Linked DNA regions of Mus musculus: all the other regions are linked to region 2. The links are chromatin loops, found by intact Hi-C in ENCODE. Cell type or tissue: left cerebral cortex. All regions are shown on one strand. Each heading gives the region's core, and the rest is flanking DNA. Links, peaks and the distances in the headings are about the cores only. Region 1 has its middle 9.2 kb from the start of Gm22208. Region 2 holds the start of Kcns2 (K+ voltage-gated channel, subfamily S, 2). Region 3 overlaps 4930413F20Rik (RIKEN cDNA 4930413F20 gene). Region 4 overlaps Stk3 (serine/threonine kinase 3).

Region 1 (3,019 bases), core at 172-2,671, 300 kb after region 2:
CATGTACACAAGTGCATGTGCACACACACGTTGAAGCCCTGACACTCACCCCACATGGTAGCACTGAGTGGTGAGTCCTTTGGGTAGCAGTCAGGTTCAGGTGAGGTCATGAGGGTGGGAAGTCTGTAAGGGAAGGAAGGAGAGAGAGCAGAACGTTCAATCACACAGTGCAGTAAGTGTGCTTTCCCTGTTTTCTTCAAAATGGGATGTAATATAGCTTACAATTGAGGGTATGAATGTTAGGAAGAGGGATCTCACCAGGAGCCAAGTCTGCTAGCACCGTGATCGTCAACCTCCCAGCCTCTAGAACAATAAGAAATAAGTGTCTGATAAGCCACTGACCAACCTGTGGGGTTTATTCACAGCAGCCAGAGACAGCCAGAAAGCAGCCTCAGAAAGGTATATTCTAGACGGTGTAGTATCAAGATGGGAGACAGCTATCTAAGTCCTATGGGTGTGTAAAGCCATTGAGACCTTCAGGTCTGTCTGTCGTGGCATCTATGTATCCATCATCCCTGTATCTATAATGCCAGGGCACAGGGTTGTGCCAGGCCTGAGGTGGGTAACAACTGCTAAAAAAACATGTGTGTCCTTTTTCCATCCAGTAACTCGGTTAAATGGAGCGGGTGCCCAGGGGATTCCCTGCTTCCTGACAGGCTGTAGGTGCTGAGCACAGGGACTCTGCCTGCCCCCAGTGACATTTCAGTCAGTTCAGTGAGGCACTTGTGTAAACTGACCATTCTGTATAATGTGGTAAATGTACACACAGGAGGTTAGAGTCAGAAGGGAAGAGGCCAGTGTGGAGGCATGTAGCAATGCTGGCAGCGGTGTGAAGTTGAAAGAACCTTCCCGGGGCAGATGAGAGAGACTAACTGTGAATGATGGGATATGGTCATTAGAGCATTCCTAAAGGCTGAATCCTCTTAGTCTCTTTTGCTTCGGAGAGAGCAGCTAGAGAAGGTGCGAGGATCTAGGGTCAAACACCTAGCGTCTCTTTTGAGCTTAGTATAGCAAATTCAATTTTTATTTTTCTAGGTCTAGCATAATGTCCTACTTTCTTCCTCATCATTTGGATGGAGCCTTTCCACATGGAAGAGAGTGTCTGGGGACAGCAACAAACCTTACATCTCCTGGTTCTGAGTGTAGGCCCTGGTCTGCAGCTGGAGCTCCACAAACAGCCATTGAATCTAAAGAAGCAGCTGCCCTTCCCATTTGCCTGAAGGCTCCAGGGAACATCCCTCCAGGGCTAGTAGTTCCCTTAATTTCTAGGGACTGAACCTCTGGGAGTGTCACTGTTGGTCCATACTGCCACCCAGTGGTTATACTTGGGTACTGCATGTTCTCAGTGGACAACTCTGGAGGGTCCCCAAATGGCCATGTTCAACCCCATAACATCTCAGAATAACTATCTATTTTAGCTTTTGTGTGCTAAGTGTCCATCTTCCAACAGATTGCTAATGAGAGGTCATATCTGAGAGAGATAAAAGGGAAATGACGGACTGTGACAAGCCTTTACCAAGGAGCATGTTGGCCAGGATGGTGACTGCCATCTGTTAGGTGCCACTCTCTTGCTGTGCTGCCCTAGACAATCACTTTGTTTCGGTGGACTTGCTCAGTGAAGCATCTTTTGCAGCCTTTCTGCAAAATAAGAGATTGCACAGCTTACAGAATTGCTATGGGGATTAAAATAAATAATCCATATAAACTACGCTAAAGCTCCCTGGCAGGCACATGCAAGCACTTAGCAAATATAAACACAAGGCACTTAAGTTTCTGTTATTCTATCTCAGCTCAGCGAGGGGGATGAAGGGAGCCTTAGTGCCATCTCCATTGTTGACAAGGACACTGAGGACCTGAGGGCTTAAGTAACTTCCCCCAAGGTCCTTCAGTCTGAAAAGGGCGGGGTTTAAAGCCCATCTTTATGGATCTTGCCGTCATCCCAAGTAGGTCTTTGAAAGTTCTGCCCCTTGAGTTGCAGACCCACTGGGAGAAAGTTGAAATGATCCAAAGAGGAAGAAAGAATGACAAAGATCCAAATCTAGCACAGTTTACAGCTCACATCTACTATGGGTGAGCAATCCTCTCGACGGAAGAAGGCACATGTTTTCCAAACCCTGGTCCTGAGGAGTGCCCACTGCGTCAGGAGGTTCTGGCTTCAATTCATACACAGAAGCTGTGTTATGTGGCTAAGTGACTTAGACACATGCTGTCCACTCTCTAGGACACAGCTTCTTCCATGTCCAGGTGGGACAAGAGAATCCAAATCACCTGCCCAGGCTGACATCTTGTCATCCCATAATCTATACCCTTCGAGTGCTCCCTAACTATCTGCAGTGAGGGTCCCAGGTGACCAGCAAAGAACCAGAACCCTGGAAAGGACTGGTGACAGATGGAAAGGCTGGCTGGGTTCTATCACATGAGCAGGAACTTAATCCCTGCTAGAATCCAGTAACAATGTCCACAAAGGCCTGGAAGCCAGGCCCGTGATTTATGGACAAGATTAGAAGACTACAGTGATTATTGGCCCAGAAGACCCACACTGGGTAGGGCATGAGCAGAGGCTACAGCTCCAGGGAGTGCAGGGTTCAGAAGGTGCCACACAGCACCTTACGTCCCTTCAGGGTACGAGGTGGCTGTGTGCTATTGTCTTGTTTTGGCGAATATTTTCAGCATGAGTGGGCCAATTGGCAGACGTAATCATAGGCATTTCACACACACACACCTAACAAGGGCAAGATGAATGATGTGGGTGGTGCTGGAGTCATAAATATCACCAGTATATCAAGGCAAAATGAAAGCAAAGAAAATAAATCTATCAGGATTCCGTGGCTCTCCAAAGCAACCCCAGGACAAAGGAAGCCAGATTCCCCCGACAGCCTGAGCACCGGACTCCTAAACTGTCTTCTCTGGCCGCCAAAGCTTGAGCAATTTCGACACAAGGCAGTGTGTGACTCTCGTGTGCTTTGGAGCACCTGCATGACTCTGATGTAGAAAGCCTGGTAAATCTCACAATGTGTGT
Region 2 (3,019 bases), core at 448-2,947:
AAAATTGCCCTGATTGTGCTAGAACCACAAGCAGCAGATCAGCAATGTAAGTCGGGGTCCAGCTAATGTAGAGAATCATCTAAACTCAGTTCACTAGGTGAACTCCTACTCATGTTTGTCAGACTTGCCATGAGGGACTTAACTTTATGAGCATAGTAGTCCCTTAAATTGACCGAAGGGACCTCTTTCATTCCATCTCCAAAGTCACAGCTGCGCATAGCACTCTCAAGTTGCTTTTGGCGCCGATAGAAATGGGAGAACTTATTGAAGATCAAAGTGATGGGCAAGACCACCACCAGGATGCCTGCCAAGATGCAGGCAGAGGCAGTCAACTTCCCAGCTGTTGTCCCTGGGACCACATCTCCGTACCCAACTGTGGTCATACTGACAGTGGCCCACCACCAGCAGGCAGGGATGGTGGCCAGGCCTTCGTTCTCCTCCTTTTCAATGGTGTAGGCCACCACAGAGAAGATGGAAATCCCCACTGAGAGGTAGAGCAAGAGCAACCCCACTTCCTTGTAGCTGTACTTCAGGGTGGCTCCCAAGGAGCGGAGGCCAGTGGAGTGTCTGGCCAGCTTGAGAATTCGGAAGATCCTCATTAGCCTCAGGACTTGAGCCACCCTGCCCAAGTTAGCCAAGGTAGGAGAACTCTCCACCACCAGGTTCACCACTAGAGTTATGTAAAATGGGACAATGGACATGAGATCAATAAGGTTTAGAGCATTCTTGAAGAACTTAAGAAAGTCAGGGGCCACAGCAAACCTGGCCACCAACTCAAATGTGAACCAAGCAATGCCAAAGTGCTCCACAATTTCGAACCTGGGGTCTTCACCGGGGTTACCCTGGCTATCAGGGATTTGGAAGTCTGGCAGGCTATTGAGGCACATGGTGATGATGGAGCCCAACACCACCAAGATGGAAAGGACACTGAAGACCCTGCTTAGGACTGAGTAGCCTGGGTTGTCCAACGCCAGCCACAGCTGCCTGCGGAAGTTGCCCAGGGGTTGCCCATCGAACTTGGAAGCATCATTATAGAAGGCCAAGATCTCATCGAAGGAGGAAGTGGTGCTTTCCTGGTCACTCTGCTCGTCCCATTTCTCCTGCTCAGGTTCCACTTTGCGGCCGTGATAGCTATAGCTGCAGCAAGAGTCGATGAAGAACTCATTGATACCCCAGTACTCGATCTCCTGGCTGAAGGAGAAGACGCACAGCTCAGCCATGACGTGAAGCTTGCCGGTGTGGTAGAAATGCAACACATAGGGGAAGAGCTCGGGGTTACGGTCGAAGTAGAACTCACGCTGAACGTCATCGTAGTCATCGCAGAGTTCCAGAATGGCCTCTCGCGAGTGGCAGAGGAGCAGACGGCCCAGGCGTGTCTCAGGGAAGCGCAGCAGCGTATGGGAACGCAGCCGTCTCTTGAAGCCACCCACATTGATGCGGATCTCTCCATCCTCGACGTCGGTATCGGACACATCCCACAGGCTCTGGCGGGTCATGCTGGAGATGCCCAGGCGCCCGCGCCGCGCGGGGGCGCTACACCTGAAAGCAGAGGGAACAGCATCTATGTGAGCGCCGGCACTCCCCACCCCAAGTCTTTCTCTTGTTTTCTCTTCACCCTCATCTGACTGGCCTCTCCAGCAGGGTCTCTAGGTGAGGTCCAGCACTGGGGTGCAGGAATGGGTCTATGGGAGTTGACTCCCTTCCCAAGGCAAGACAAGGGTGTATGTTTCCACGAGTACACCCGGGCCTCCACCTCCTCCAGGGAGTGGCGCCTGTCGGCTCTGAAAGCCCAAGGGGGCTGTGTGCTGACCTTGCCTGTGAGCAGACCAAGGAGACGCCCCCGCCCTCTCGCCGCAGACAGGCGGGACCCAAGCTGAGATGCGCACTGGCAGGGCTGGGCCAAGAAGGGGGCGCGGAGATTTGGGAGGAGGCAAGGAAATTCACCGCTCTAATCTGTAAATCTGGGCCGAGGGCTAAAAGGGTCAACTCAGCGTCCCAGATCTCCAGCCTTCAAGGACCGATTCCATTCCCAGCCCCCTTCCTACCACCACCCCCGCGCCCTTCTGGCGCCGTGCTCCCCGGCCGCGTGCGCTGCGCCTTCCCGGAGCTCGCCTTGCGCGTTCTAAAAGCGCTTACCTGGGTGCACGGGAGCCCGCGGCAGAGGCCGGCGGGAAACTTCCCCGACCTGCTGGCAAGCATCACCGCGGTGGACGCCGTTGGCTGGCTGCGCGAGTGCGCGCGGGTGCGAGGATGTAGATGTGAGTGCTTGTCTGTGTGCCCCGCCACCGGGCAGGCGGGGTCCACCGTGCGCCTCCTTCAGTCTCCGGCCGCACACACCACCGCCCACATCCGCGAGAGGCTCACAGGTGGCTGCGTGGCCCCGACGCTCGTGGAGCCCCCCTCTTCCGATCTGCGCGCCCCTCACCCACCACGAGAGGCAGGAGCCCACGCCGCAGGCGCCCGTGGAGCGGGGGCGGGAACCGAGCCGGTGCGCCTTGCAGAGGGCCTTGAGCCTGGTGCTGCGCGGTGGTGCTGAACGGACAGCTCCGAGCGCGCCAGCCCGGGGCACAGTCGCCGCCCAGACTCTTGAGACGTTCCGGAGCATCATTCTGTTCTTCGGGCGCCCCCCAGCTTTGCACGGAGCTGACACCTTTTCCCCCTCCCTCGGCATCCTCCAGGGACAGCTGTTATTGTCAGCACCCCCAGGGCTCAGACAGAGGGTTGCCTACAGTGACTTTCCTCCCTCGCCGGGTCTGTAGGAAACAGACTGGAGAATGAAGGATGGCTTTTATGTATAGGGCGGATAGGGCAGCAACGGAATGATCTACCGGCTTCGGCTTCCTCTTTTAGAAACCTGAAGAAAAGTTTCCTATACCTGGAAATGGGGTTATCGGAAAATGGGAGCTGTCAGAGAAGACTGAGGTTGAGCTGTGGCAGGGATATGGGTGGGGCAGGAGCTTGGGTGTGTGCACAGGTCCTGTTGGCATGGGGAGGAGTAATGGAGTTCTGTTTGAGAACT
Region 3 (3,019 bases), core at 402-2,901, 160 kb after region 2:
TCTATAAGACCGAATAAAGCCTCATTTTGTATACATAGTGCATGATATATAAATCTTTAAAATTTTACTTTTTCAAAACAATGAGTGGGAAGTGGTTGTCACAGAGGGTTTCAATTTGCATTTTCTCTATTGTTAAGGTTAAAATATTTTTCATTATTATTATTAACCACTGATATTTGTGTATTCTGGCATATATATACATATATATATATATATATATATATATATATATATGAATTTTTGTCCATTGTAGGTGTGATAAATAAGGGTTCTCAGTTTGTGACTTTCCTTTTCTATTCCATACTGTCTATTGATGTATAAAAGTTCTCGGCTTTGTTGTAATTACATTTTTCAAATTTCCCTGTATGGTTTGTGCCTTTGTATTTGTTTAAGGAAGTTTCAATTTTAATGTTCTAGGTAGCAACAGCCAACATTTACTGAATACTTCAGCATTTATTGAATATTTTGCTTTCAGTACTAAATTCTGTCCTTTTAAAAATTGTTTTTGCCTCAGTGGGAAAAGATGTGCCTAACCTTGCAAACTCCATGTGTCAGGGTGAGGGATATCCAGAGGGCCCCTCCCACTCAGAGGTGAAGGGAAGGGGCATAGGGAGATGGGGGAAAGGATTGTGGGAGGGGCAACTGGGAGATGGGCAGTGAGTGGAATGTAAAGTAAGTAAAAAAATAAATTGTTTTTGCAATTTTATTTATTTCTATTTTGTGTATATTGGTGTTTTGCCTATATGTATGTCTATATACCCTGTGCATGTTTCCCTAGGGAACCAAAAGAGGGTTTCAGATTCCCTGGGACTGGAGTTATAGATGGTTTTAGCTGTCATTGGAATTGGTCAATGGGAATTGGACCTGGGTCCTCTGAAAGAGCAAGTTGTGCTCTTAACCACTGAGCCATCTCTCCTGTTCCTCATTGTCTTCCTTTTATGTAAAAGACTGAAAGGCTCAGAGAAACAAAATTACTGTGTCAAAGTCACACAGCAAACAAGCAGTTATCAGGCTCTGAATACAGGCAATCTGTCAAGCCTCTTTTTGTAAGGTTCTCTTTAAAATCTCCACTCTGTAGTTCACTTGCATATAGGAAGTGAGATACTGGAGCTGATCTTTACCTTGAACCCTCCATTTATTCTGAGATGCTCATTGTTAAATACTACTACTACTAATAATAATAATAATAATAATAGTGATAATAGTCATAATAATAATCATGATAACAAATCAAAAAACAAAACACTAGTGTTAACTGTGTCTTGCTAAAAATGATGTTTTTAAAGTTTTACTAATTCTGCAATTAAATGATCCCAAATAAGGAGGACCAAATGGAACCCATTCTTCAAGTGCTAAGTGAAGTCCAGCTTCAAATGATGTGGCACTAGAATTAACAAGAAGTCAGCCCTTAGATTGTAGCACCAAGAACTGAGAGACTGAAATGAAATCTGCCTCGCCCCCAAGAAGCCCTGCAAGAGGCAGAGGCCAACAAAAGCAGGAACAGTCTTCGAAGCTCCACCTACAGGGCTGGGACCAAAATAGTTCACACGCATCCCTGCCGCCTCCTGTGAACCCCGTGGGAAGGCACTCTGGTCACGAATTGCTTGTTTCAACCACCCACACACACTAGGGCAGCAGCAGTGATGGCAGCCGCATCTTGGAACCCATCGATCGACTAACCAACAGCACGTAGGCTTCACATGTTTCTCCATCAAGTGCTTTCTTTCTCCAAAGGTTTTATACAAATATAAAGAGATCGAAACTGATTTTCTAAGTTAAGAAGTGAAGAAGCTTCTGAGTTGTGAGCAACAGAGCATGGGGGCCTGATCATAAAGGTCTCACAGAGCAGGCACAAACCTGTGAACGTCCCTGGAGATGGGGAAGGTCGATCTGTTTAGTATTTTGCTTGTTAGAGCCTGCCTGCATGCCTACTTACAATCTGGCTGACAGATAATACTCAGGAGTGATTGTGCCAAGCTCTGCCAGTTCCCCTCTGCCACCCCTCCTCATCTATCCTCACATACTACTCTCCAGGAGGGAAATGCCCCAAAATCTCTGGCAAGTAAAGCTAGGCATGTGACTTATTCCCAGCCAATGGGGTCAAAGGAGGAGAGATGATGGTTGTGGAGGTTGGCGATTCTTGGACAACCATTTTCCATTAAAGAGTATGCGGATCCCAGGCATGGCAGAGCTGAGGGATGGGAGTGTCCTAGAATCACATAGCAGGCATGTGTTTCAGGGGTATGGTGCTTGCTTAACATCTAAAGGCAATGGGTTCGATTTATAGCACCATATACTTATGAAATTAATGAAATTTATATAGCGAATTGATTTTTCTTTGGGGTATTTAATTGAAATAAATTCGTTTCTTTAAATTGAACATAGTTAGCTACAATTATTAATTGTTGACTTAACATTTTGTTTACTCAAGCAAGAACCAACACAACTGTCAGGACGACTTGCCTTTTTTTTTTTTTTTTTTTTTTTTTTTTTTTTTTTGCGTCTGAAATGACTTACACTCTCTTCTCTGCTTTACATATTTCCCCTAAGAAATCATCACAGCTTTCTCCCAGGTCCCTTTTTCCCTCTCTCTCTTCCTCTCTCCCTTCTTCCCTCCCTCCTTCTATCCCCCCTCTCCTCCTCCTCCTTTCTCCCTCCTCTCCTCTCTTCTCCTTCCCTCCCCTCTCCTCTCTTCCTGTCTTGTTTCCTCTCTCCCCTATCTTTAAAGTGCATAGCTTAAAGAGTCTCAGTGTCTTGAAAACAAATTCCCAGTGTAGACACTTCATGTAATAACACAAAAATCACAGAATGTTCAAAGTGACAGACAAGACAAAGATCATTTGTAGTGTAACCGAGTTTAAAACCGGTCAGACTAGAATATCCAGTATGCGTACTTAAGGTTGTTCTTAGCATTTCTGACTCAACTTAAATCACCATATGGGGCAGCTGACAACGTTTCAGCAATTCTTTATGAACTTATCTGACAGCCTATCCAGCTGCCATAGGATATCTCTTCTCT
Region 4 (3,019 bases), core at 401-2,900, 53 kb before region 2:
GTGGCTGGGACACAGTGGGAAGTGACACTGCTTCATATTTAAAAGGAATTTGGAGCTTTGTGTTGCTATTTGAATTACGAGATATCTTCCTTTATTCCAGGCAATGGCTTATTTTCATGGTCCTTTTAGAAACATTCTTGTTCAGTCTTTTAAAAGGCTATTATGTCACCCTGTGCTCTCCTAGGAATTATAAAAAAATAATAAACTTTTGAAAGCACTTTACAAAATTAAAGAATTATAAAAATGCTAAGTGCTTTGTGTGGTCATTGATTTAATCTTATAATGTTTAGGCCATTTTGCCAACTCAATGTGGATTTTATAATATGTACTTGTTCTTACTCTGTTTTCTGTAAATTTTCACATTCTGATTTTATTATATCCTTATGTGTGTTTTTGCTAGTTTAGCAATAGTGATTAATTTTAAATTATTTATTGTAGTTAAGGCAAAAATAAAGTGAAACTGAATTTTCTAGCGTAAAATTCTGTGCATTTATTTAAAAAAAAAAAAAGTCACTCTTACTTTGTAGAGCAGAGCATAGAGAGCATAAAGGCACGCGGACTCATGCCTGTAATTCCTGCAGTCAGAGGTTCAGACAGGAGGATTGCTGAGTTCAAGAGCATGCCAGGCTATGCAGTAAAGCCCTGCTGCCTCCCCTCATGATGGCAGACCCAATCTAATCAAACATTTGAGGATATTGAATTATCTCTGGAAGTTACTTAATCATTCTAATCTTCATTAATAGTATCTGTAAAATAAGTATTTATAAACTTGTCATCTCCTCGCTGTGTGGTTCTGTGAGTAAACACTAGGATGTGAAGAAGCCATGGATTGATTCATTTTGTTTAGACTTAAGAGCCATTGACATTCTGAAGAAAAAAAAAACAAAAAACAAAAAAACAACTGAATCTAATTTACAGCCTTTGTGAAACCCTCTAATGGAAACATTCGCTATGGTGGAAACCGTGTATCTTTGTTATTAACCTTAACTATGTTCAGATTCTGGCTACCTTTCAATAACTACATGTCTTGAGAAGTTAACATTTTTAAAGATTATTTTATGTATAAAATACTTGTTCTGCCTGCATGTCTGTGTGTAAATCATATGTGTGCAGTGCCCATCAAGGCCACAAGAGGATGTGGGATCCTCTGGAACTGGAGTTGCAGGGGTTGTAATCTGTCCTATGGGTGCTAGAAATGGAACCTAGGGACCCTGGAAGAGCGGCCAGTGTCGGTTGCTGAGCCATCTCTCCAGCCTCCTGAATGTTCAAATAAACTCTGGTGTTTCTAAAACTGTAAACTTTCAAAAGTTATAGTATTTTACTGTTTCACAAAACTGTTGCCTTAGGTAAGATTACAGTGTCTGCTGGAGGCAAGCAGTTGATTCATGTAACTACTGCATTGTATAGACATATCCATAGTAACATGAATCCATATAAAAGAATATCTCCTGTAGAGCTAGCCTGAAAACATTAAATAGCCGAATGCCGTCCAGGTCTTTTCACTCACTCGGCTCCCCAGGGAGTGTCCAACACGTTCTGAGGGATACTTTCTCACTGAAGCCTTGAAACAGCTTATTAGTCCCTAGTTGCCAAACTTATCCATACATAGTTTACTGCCTTACACACAGCCCATCAATGCTATTGGTGATTCCTTTCTGGTCTAGACAAGAGTTTCAAAACACATAATGCTAAATTAAAAAAAAAAAAAAGGTGAAATTTAAAAATAGAAAAGCAGGTCTTCTCTCTTAAAGGTGGAAGATGTGCAGCACCAACTATGGGCAGCAGAGGGTGCTGGCTAGCCAAAGACATAATGTTCTCATGGAGGCCGAGTGAAACCTTGTCGTTGTGAGGGGGGCTTCAGTAAACAATTGCTCATGTCTGTGGAGCACAGTGGCTTCATGTTCTTCGGTTCCACAAACCATTAATCTGAAAGGGACCCGTCTTCCTAACTACTCAAGAGCCAGCGATCAGCTGGAGGTATCCATCCTTCACAAATGTGTGCACCTCCTGTGTTTGACCTCACCTCCACCCTGTTGAGGATTGCTCACTCAGAACTCACTCCATACAATTCAGGTAATGTTGGAGTGTTTAATTTTACTTCTTTCTACTGGCTTCCAGTAGTAACTTTCTTAATGAGACTTAAAAGCCTTTCGAAAAATAGTAGCAGGTTATTCACTCTGCTCTAAGCTAGCTAAGAAGCCCACTCCTTTAGGAGCCACTAAACAGTGTCTCATTTGAATGATCAGAGCAGAGATTTCCCAGGGAAAGAGAAAAATCCACTGCCATCATCCTGGCAGAGTCACGTGCCCTGTTTGGTATTGTTATAATTTAGAATGCAAAAAGATCAGTGAAAAACAGTTTGGGGTGACTGAAAAATTGGAAGGTAGTTAACAAAACCCACAGATGCCTTCATATTTAAGAGTGCTTCCTTTTTTGAGCAGCATAGCCTGGTGCAGCTGCTGACATGACAGCCATTGTGGACTGTGAGAAAGAGGACAGTCTGGCAGCAGGCTTTGTAGTGAGGATGATGAAATGAGGCAGTTAACACATCTGCAGGAAGAAAGCAATAGCCAGAGCCATGCCTGTCAGCACTGCAGCTGGGCTTCAGTGAGGTGCTGAGGATACAGAGACTGTGCTTGATGATGGTGGGCCTCGGGGCCTCTCACACATGACACACTCTGGCAAAAGAGAAGGAGCTGATAAAGTTTTCTCGTGTGAATGTCCCTAATAGAAAATGGGCCAGTGGAACTGAAAGAGAACACTGATAGCCAGAGAGGGCAGTGTGTGTGAACCGGCTTTAAGGAATATGATTCTGTTTAACAATAGTTTCTTAGCAAATTTAATTTTGTCTATTTTGGTTTTGTACCTCTTCTGAAATAAAAAAGGCAAGGAACATCTTTTTTACACTATTCTTGCTCACTGCTTCTGTTCATTCCAGGTGTTAGGCACGTAGGGCTTGGTCTGCTGTATCACTCGGGACTGGGGATCACATAGTGTTATCTGAGAATACAAAACAGTG

The links. Peaks named below come from ENCODE experiments on the same cell type or tissue, not always from the same donor. Only the 100,000 strongest peaks of a DNase experiment are listed, where the experiment ranks them.
Region 1: it touches region 2 in a loop (5-fold over the local background); 5 of 42 quality-filtered maps call a loop at or near these places.
Region 3: a loop joins it to region 2, with 6 times the contacts of the local background. A loop is called at or near these places in 5 of 42 quality-filtered maps.
Region 4: a loop joins it to region 2, with 2.2 times the contacts of the local background. A loop is called at or near these places in 3 of 42 quality-filtered maps.

Annotation. Positions count from the first base shown.
Region 1 is chr15:34,539,445-34,542,463 of GRCm38, reverse strand. No RefSeq gene overlaps it. Among named protein-coding and RNA genes, the nearest start is that of Gm22208, 9.2 kb to the right of the region's middle. In left cerebral cortex, for the core only: a CTCF peak has its summit at 1,332 (motif pointing left); a DNase peak (open chromatin) is centred at 1,290.
Region 2 is chr15:34,836,970-34,839,988 of GRCm38, reverse strand. It overlaps Kcns2 (K+ voltage-gated channel, subfamily S, 2), which reads right to left and starts at 2,634. Exons shown (of 2, transcript NM_181317.4): 1 at 2,137-2,634; 2 at 1-1,539. The coding sequence starts at 1,496. The coding sequence ends at 63. It overlaps Gm32970 (a long non-coding RNA gene), which reads left to right and starts at 1,314. Exons shown (of 7, transcript XR_383919.3): 1 at 1,314-1,650. In left cerebral cortex, for the core only: CTCF peaks have their summits at 1,529 and 2,341; DNase peaks (open chromatin) are centred at 1,506, 2,306 and 2,469; H3K4me3 peaks cover 1,873 bases; H3K27ac peaks cover 1,479 bases.
Region 3 is chr15:34,679,139-34,682,157 of GRCm38, reverse strand. 4930413F20Rik (RIKEN cDNA 4930413F20 gene) reads right to left here. Exons shown (of 4, transcript NR_045883.2): 4 at 2,954-3,019. It also overlaps a transcript of Nipal2 not described here. Among named protein-coding and RNA genes, the nearest start is that of Nipal2, 1.9 kb to the right of the region's middle. In left cerebral cortex, for the core only: a CTCF peak has its summit at 1,526; DNase peaks (open chromatin) are centred at 1,582 and 1,961; H3K4me3 peaks cover 25 bases; H3K27ac peaks cover 2,006 bases.
Region 4 is chr15:34,890,370-34,893,388 of GRCm38, reverse strand. The region is part of intron 10 of Stk3 (serine/threonine kinase 3); the gene reads left to right. Among named protein-coding and RNA genes, the nearest start is that of Gm52204, 18 kb to the left of the region's middle. In left cerebral cortex, for the core only: a CTCF peak has its summit at 1,780 (motif pointing right); a DNase peak (open chromatin) is centred at 1,802.